Linked DNA regions of Homo sapiens: region 1 is linked to region 2. The links are chromatin loops, found by intact Hi-C in ENCODE. Cell type or tissue: Caco-2. All regions are shown on one strand. Each heading gives the region's core, and the rest is flanking DNA. Links, peaks and the distances in the headings are about the cores only. Region 1 has its middle 110 kb from the start of C7orf33. Region 2 overlaps CNTNAP2 (contactin associated protein 2).

Region 1 (2,912 bases), core at 322-2,821, 140 kb before region 2:
GGTGACACTGCATGCCAGGACCTGTTCTAGATTTCCTCAGAACTTTGCCTGGTACACAATCCTGAGATAACATTATCAGAACGAAAGGGAGGGATGGAAGAAAGGCTGGCTATACTCCCAGGACCAGGACCAGGAGGAGGCAAGGGGGAGCCAGGGCCAACACCCAAGGAGGAGGCGCCGGCCCTCAGGCGCCGCCTCTGCACTAGTACGACCCTGAGCTCCAGCGCCTCCCTGGATTGGTGCCCTAGGCCCTGGTTTTGCCTGCCACCCCCTGGTCCTGGCCCTGGCTATATCCAGAGTGACACAGGGATGGAGAAGACCGTTGCAAAGCATGGCCTGAGTGTGTATTCCCTGAATGTTCCCTCACATCTCCTGAGTGTGTGTTCCCTTCCGACAGCTGAGGATCACTTCCGCAGGCCTCTCCCAGGCTCTGCGGTGAACCTCTCCCCGGCCTCCAGCTTCTGGGTGGTGCGCAGGGCAGGTGTGTAATCACCCCAAGGTGATGATTTGGCTCAAGTCTTCTTGAAGTATTCCAAATGCCCCTCCCTTACCCCATCAACAGCACCAAGCACTTTCCTAGAATGTTGCTCCAGAGCAATTGCCCTTGCTTCCACTTCTCTAAAGAACCATTACATGTGAAGCTGCTGGAAGGCAGCCACACCCTTCATGCAAGTGAATCTTGGAAAGGATGTCAAGAGGAATATGTGAATTGCAGGCTTCAAAAGTTAAGCAGGGTTGAGTGTGGTGGCTCACGCCTGTAATCCCAGTACTTTGGGAGGCCGAGGTGGGTGGATCACATGAGGTCAGGAGTTTGAGACCAGCCTGGCCAACATGGTGAAACTCTGTCTCTGCTAAAAATACAAACATTAGCTGGGCGTGGTGGTGGGCGCCTGTAATCTCAGCTACTTGGGAGGCTGAGGCAGGAGAATTGCTTAAGTCCAGGAGATGGAGGTTGCAGTGAGCCGAGATCCTGCCATTGCACGCCAGCCTGGGCAACAAGAGCAAAACTCCGTCTCAAAAAAAAAAAAGCAGCATTTGAAGTCATTGTTAGTGATTCTACAGCAGGCCCCAGTTTCTGCATGGTGGGGGTAACGGGGAGGAGAGAGGAGTGGGTGGGAGGGGCATAGGAAAATAGAGAAGGTGCCTCTGCTCCTGCCCTGGAGGCGTAGACTGAGAAGTTAGCACCGTATCTTAATAAAGATCTTTATTTATGAGTTCCCTAAATGTTACACCTTTTCTTAGCTGTTGTCATCAATACAGCCTTCAAACCCCACAGGTAAATTTCTGTGGTGCTTGTAACTACTTTTGCACGAAGGGAATTCTGTGTATCCAGCGCTTTGGGGTCTCCCTAATTCATGTTTAACAAGTTTAATGTAATTTCTCAAAGCAAATCTGAATCTCACATCTGAATTACTGAACATCTTGCTGACCGAGCATTTTCTACAAGCTTCGTTCCCCGCCAAACACCCGGGGAGACGGGCTGCCAGCCCACGGTGCCTGCCATGTTAAGTGAGACAAACAGGGCAGTTATTCAAATAATATTAAATATTAACGCTGACATTCTCCATGGCTGTATCTGTCATAGATCATGTGGGTTACATCTGTCATCTCGAATCCCTTCAGACTGCGAGAGCTCCAGAAATGTGATCTGTTGGCAAAGCCGTTTGATGCTCGATGGCAGCTTCCTTTGGATGTGTCCTGAAGCTGCGGAGGCCAGGGAGGATCCCGCTCGTCTCCAGATGGTTTGGGGCTTGTTACAGATTGGAGGAAGCCCTGGGGTGAGGGGGAAGGTTGAGTAATTACTAGTGTCTGGAATTACACGAACGCCCTGGGGACAGGCTGGAACAGGCAGCTTTGCCTCTCCTAGATGCCCCACTGCAGAGCCCCGCATCAACCCTTGGATCCAAGTCTGCCAGGCGAGTTTGGCTTTATACGGATAAAAGCAACATGCAAGTGGAATATTTTTGCTTTGCAGGTAGAACTGGGAATGGGGATTTTGTGCACGAAGTGTCCCAACTCTTGTGGCCAGGAAAACTTGGATTTGCTGCCTTAGCTGGAAGAGCCAAAGTTTACCTGTCAGGCTTCGTCGGGCTTTCATCAGGACAAGAATGTCTCCTTTGATCTGGCTGTGCCAGGGCTTCCTTGTTAGAAGACAGCATCATCTCAGCCGTGTGACAGCTGTTCCTTCTGCCCTGGCCAGGGGCTTCCCTATGCTACGGCTTCACTACAGCCCATCCAGAAGTTGTGGGGTGGCGGCAGGGGGGACCTCTGTGACCTTGTGTGTGTGTGTGTGTGTGTGTGTACTCTGTCTTCTTTACTATGTGCTCCATTTTCTTTTCTGCCAGAAATCAGAGTAGTGTAATATGAGATTTTTGGGATGCAGTTCTCCTTGGTAAGTTGAAGTTCATGCACCCTTATGAACTTCCCCCCAAGCCTGGGCACGAGACTAATGACCAGATGGTTGGCAGGATGCTGGAGGCCAAAGGTTTATTTGACCAGTTCCTAACAGAATGATTAAATTCAAAGTAGCTCTCATCCATTCAGTGCCTATGTGGTCCAGTGTTCTTCTTCTGTTTACTTATTGCTTTGTTTTAACTCTCACAACAACACTATTAAGACAAGGCAAGATCACCTCCATTTCTTAGGGGAGGAAACAGAGACTTGGAAAGTGTAAGTAACCCGCCTGAAGACGTATTATTGAGAAAATGATGACTCTGAAATTCAGACTCAGTTTCAACTGGCTGTCAGGATCGGGCCCTTTCTCCTGTATTGTGCTACTTTCACTTTTAGATCAAACTTCAAATTTTAAAAAAGGAGGAGAGTTTGCCTGGAAATAACCCAATCACTCTCTTAATAAACATTGGTTGAATTTGCAAAATGGTCAAATGCCTCAGCTGATTCCAAATACTCCA
Region 2 (2,912 bases), core at 136-2,635:
TGTGGTAGTTCAGGTCTTGACGGGCCACCTTGGTGTTTCTTCACAATCAGCGCTAAGTGCATAGCATATGTGCATGGAATTCCTGGATCAGCAGTCGCTGTGGGTCAGAATCCAGATCTTGGCCTTGCAGACCCGTTCAGAAGAAACAAAGGCTGTCTAGACCTCCCGTTTGTGAAATAAACTTGACTTGCACTAGAAGAGCTCCAAGGGTCCTTGTAACATTACAAATAATTTCATAATTCTCTGTTTCTGGAAAAAGTAAAGACGGGCCTGGAGAGGCGGTAATTACACTTTCTGTTCTCTCTTAGTCTCTCTCATCCCATTAAACACAGCCTAGATCAGGTGGAGACGCCTCTCAATAAATACTATGAAAGAATCCACGCTTTCCTAATTGTTTGGCTTCTTAATCAAAAGAAGAGCTTCCTTTCAATTGTTAATGATGCAAATCAATAGGGTATGTGGAAGAAATGACACCTATTCAGAAAGCTGTGAACGTCTGAAGTGCTAATGGTGATGATTAGGTATTATGCAAAGAAAAAGCGAGAATCAATTCTATTCTCCACACACTGCCAGTGGGACTCAGTCCCTACGGGGAGAGGAGCAAGTCCAGAACTGTCTGCCAAATATGAGGGTGAAATATTAAAGCCACCTTCATGGATAACCAAACACTATGCTGAGTTTCAAAAGGGGAAAACCAAACAAGCAATTTGATGCTATTTTTACTCCTTAGGGACAAAGGCAAACTGAACAGGACCGACTTTAAATGTAACGTAATGATTCAAGGAACCTATATGCTTTATCTTCCCTCGGGATGTTAATTATTCTGTTTAAGGGCTAATTTGTTTTGCAGGAGTGTGAAAGCACGCTCCGTTTTGGTGATACTTTTCAGATACTTTTGGGGTGTGTCTACTTACAGAAAGCATTACCTACTAGTATTGTTACTGATTAGTATCTATAATGTTATAACAACTACTAATTTGTTCTAAATTAAAAAGGAAGTCCCCTTCTTTAAACAAGTCTCAAAAATTTTATAGCATGCCAGAATATTAAGATGCTCCTGAAAAGTGTGGGATTTAACTGTTAACATTTAACAGTTCACACCATGTAAATCTCAGCTTTGCCTACACACACACACACACACACACACACACACACACACTGCACGAAGGAGCACTCTCAGATTCTCCTCGTTTTCCTTTACTTGCTCCCCGTGCAGTGACCCTGTGGAGTAGACTTGGTAGTGCTTCGAATGCAAACCCAAACGCTGTGATTTACTCCCCAAAGAACCCCCGACCTTGCAGAGAGAAGATCAAGAATCGGAAATTTTTTGACCAAAAGCGCTGCTTGCAGAGGTGTTAAAATCCAGTTACAGTGCCCCGCTCATCACCCGGACGCTCTCTCCGCCGCCTCCCGCGCTCCCCGGGCTGGAGCAGCGCACCCTTGCAACACTTGCACCGGGAGGCAGCTCCATGTGGGAGCCAGCCCGCGCGCAATACTTGCCTCTTCCCGCCAGCCCCGGTTCAGGTGTGCCCCTCGCTTTGTGATGCAGGTGGCTTTCCCACTGGCCGGGTCAGACTTCAGAACCCCCGAGGACCGTCCTTTGTCGGCCGGCAGCCCGAGTCCCGGCGGGCAGCTTTGAGTCCACCGCTCTCGGGATCAAACCCCGCACCACTGAAAGGCAGGTGAGGGGAGGACGCAAAACCCGGGGTGGAGCGCTAGGCTGCGGCGGCGGATCTGACTGTACTGGGAGAGCCACACAAAAGTATCCAAGGAAAAGCCAATATCTGGACTGGAGTTTTAAAAAACGTAATTGTACTTGCATCCTCCCACCCGTGGGCAATACACACAGCACAAGAGTGGGTCTTTTTTTTTTTTTCGATGTTTGGGCTTTGAGCCTCCTGGTGTATCTGCGTTAAGCACCTTTGATACTGTTGACCTACAAGGAGGGCTCTGAGAGCCCGGACTGCGGGGAAGAAAGTTTTTTTACACTTCGTGTCTTACTTACACTACGCTTGTTGTGGATGGCATTAATAACGGGATTAGCATGGAAAGGGTTACTGTGCTTGATGCTATTGGCAGAGAGAGAGACACAGAGACTGGGTCAATAGGGATTATTTCTGAATGGAACATCTGATACTCTGGGATCTGGGAAAAAATATAATGTTTTCTGATTTTCCTGTCGGGGTTCTACTGCTGTGTGGCCTCCTTCACTCTCAGAGCACAGGTTACGTCCTGTGTAATACTCAGTTTCTGATGGTGGTTTTTTCTTCTTCCACCTCCCCTTTCTCTTCCCCTTCTCCTCCTTCTCCGTCTTCTTCTCTCACTCCCTCCTCTGCTCTTTTTTGAGAAGCCTTAAATCCCACACTTTTCAGGAGCATCTTAATATTCTGGCATGCTACAAAATCAAGTATTTTTCTTTTTATCTTTATGTTGCTTCTCAAAGAAAGGGAAGACAGTAGTGATAGGAAAGAGCAGAAAATGCTTATTGAGGTCCAGGCAGTAGCAGCTGAAGCCTTTAGCAAAATAAACCTTGCTCTGCCTCCTGGTTCATCAGCAGTAACTCACCCCCCCCTCACCCCCCCACGCCCCAATTACTGGGCAATATAAGAGATAGGAATTTGCAAAGGATAGTGGGTAAGAGGCTAGGTCGGGGTGGGGGGAGGGAAGAGTTTGTCCATGGGAGAGAAAATTAGGAAGCTGTAACTTGACTTTCGTAAAGCGCTCTGTTCTTCTGTCTTTTCCAAATGAAGGACAACAGGAAGAGCCTGCTTCATCTGGATTTTCTAATAGACACAGGTTCTGCAAAAAGGATCATGATGCACAGAATGACACACTTCAAATCAGATTATAGGTGTCAGAAACCAAAAAATTAAGTCACCATAGCCAGCCCTTACTCTAATAATTGTTTAAAT

Evidence for each region. Hi-C counts contacts between places; a loop is a spot of excess contacts. Peaks named below come from ENCODE experiments on the same cell type or tissue, not always from the same donor. Only the 100,000 strongest peaks of a DNase experiment are listed, where the experiment ranks them.
Region 1: a loop joins it to region 2, with 2.1 times the contacts of the local background. A loop is called at or near these places in 1 of 110 quality-filtered maps.

The regions. Positions count from the first base shown.
Region 1 is chr7:148,480,948-148,483,859 of GRCh38, reverse strand. No RefSeq gene overlaps it. Among named protein-coding and RNA genes, the nearest start is that of C7orf33, 110 kb to the left of the region's middle. In Caco-2, for the core only: no CTCF peak of the experiment used is centred there; a DNase peak (open chromatin) is centred at 1,779.
Region 2 is chr7:148,338,222-148,341,133 of GRCh38, reverse strand. The region is part of intron 21 of CNTNAP2 (contactin associated protein 2); the gene reads right to left. Among named protein-coding and RNA genes, the nearest start is that of C7orf33, 250 kb to the left of the region's middle. RefSeq lists enhancers at 156-761, 1,381-1,911. In Caco-2, for the core only: no CTCF peak of the experiment used is centred there; a DNase peak (open chromatin) is centred at 1,693; H3K4me3 peaks cover 1,904 bases.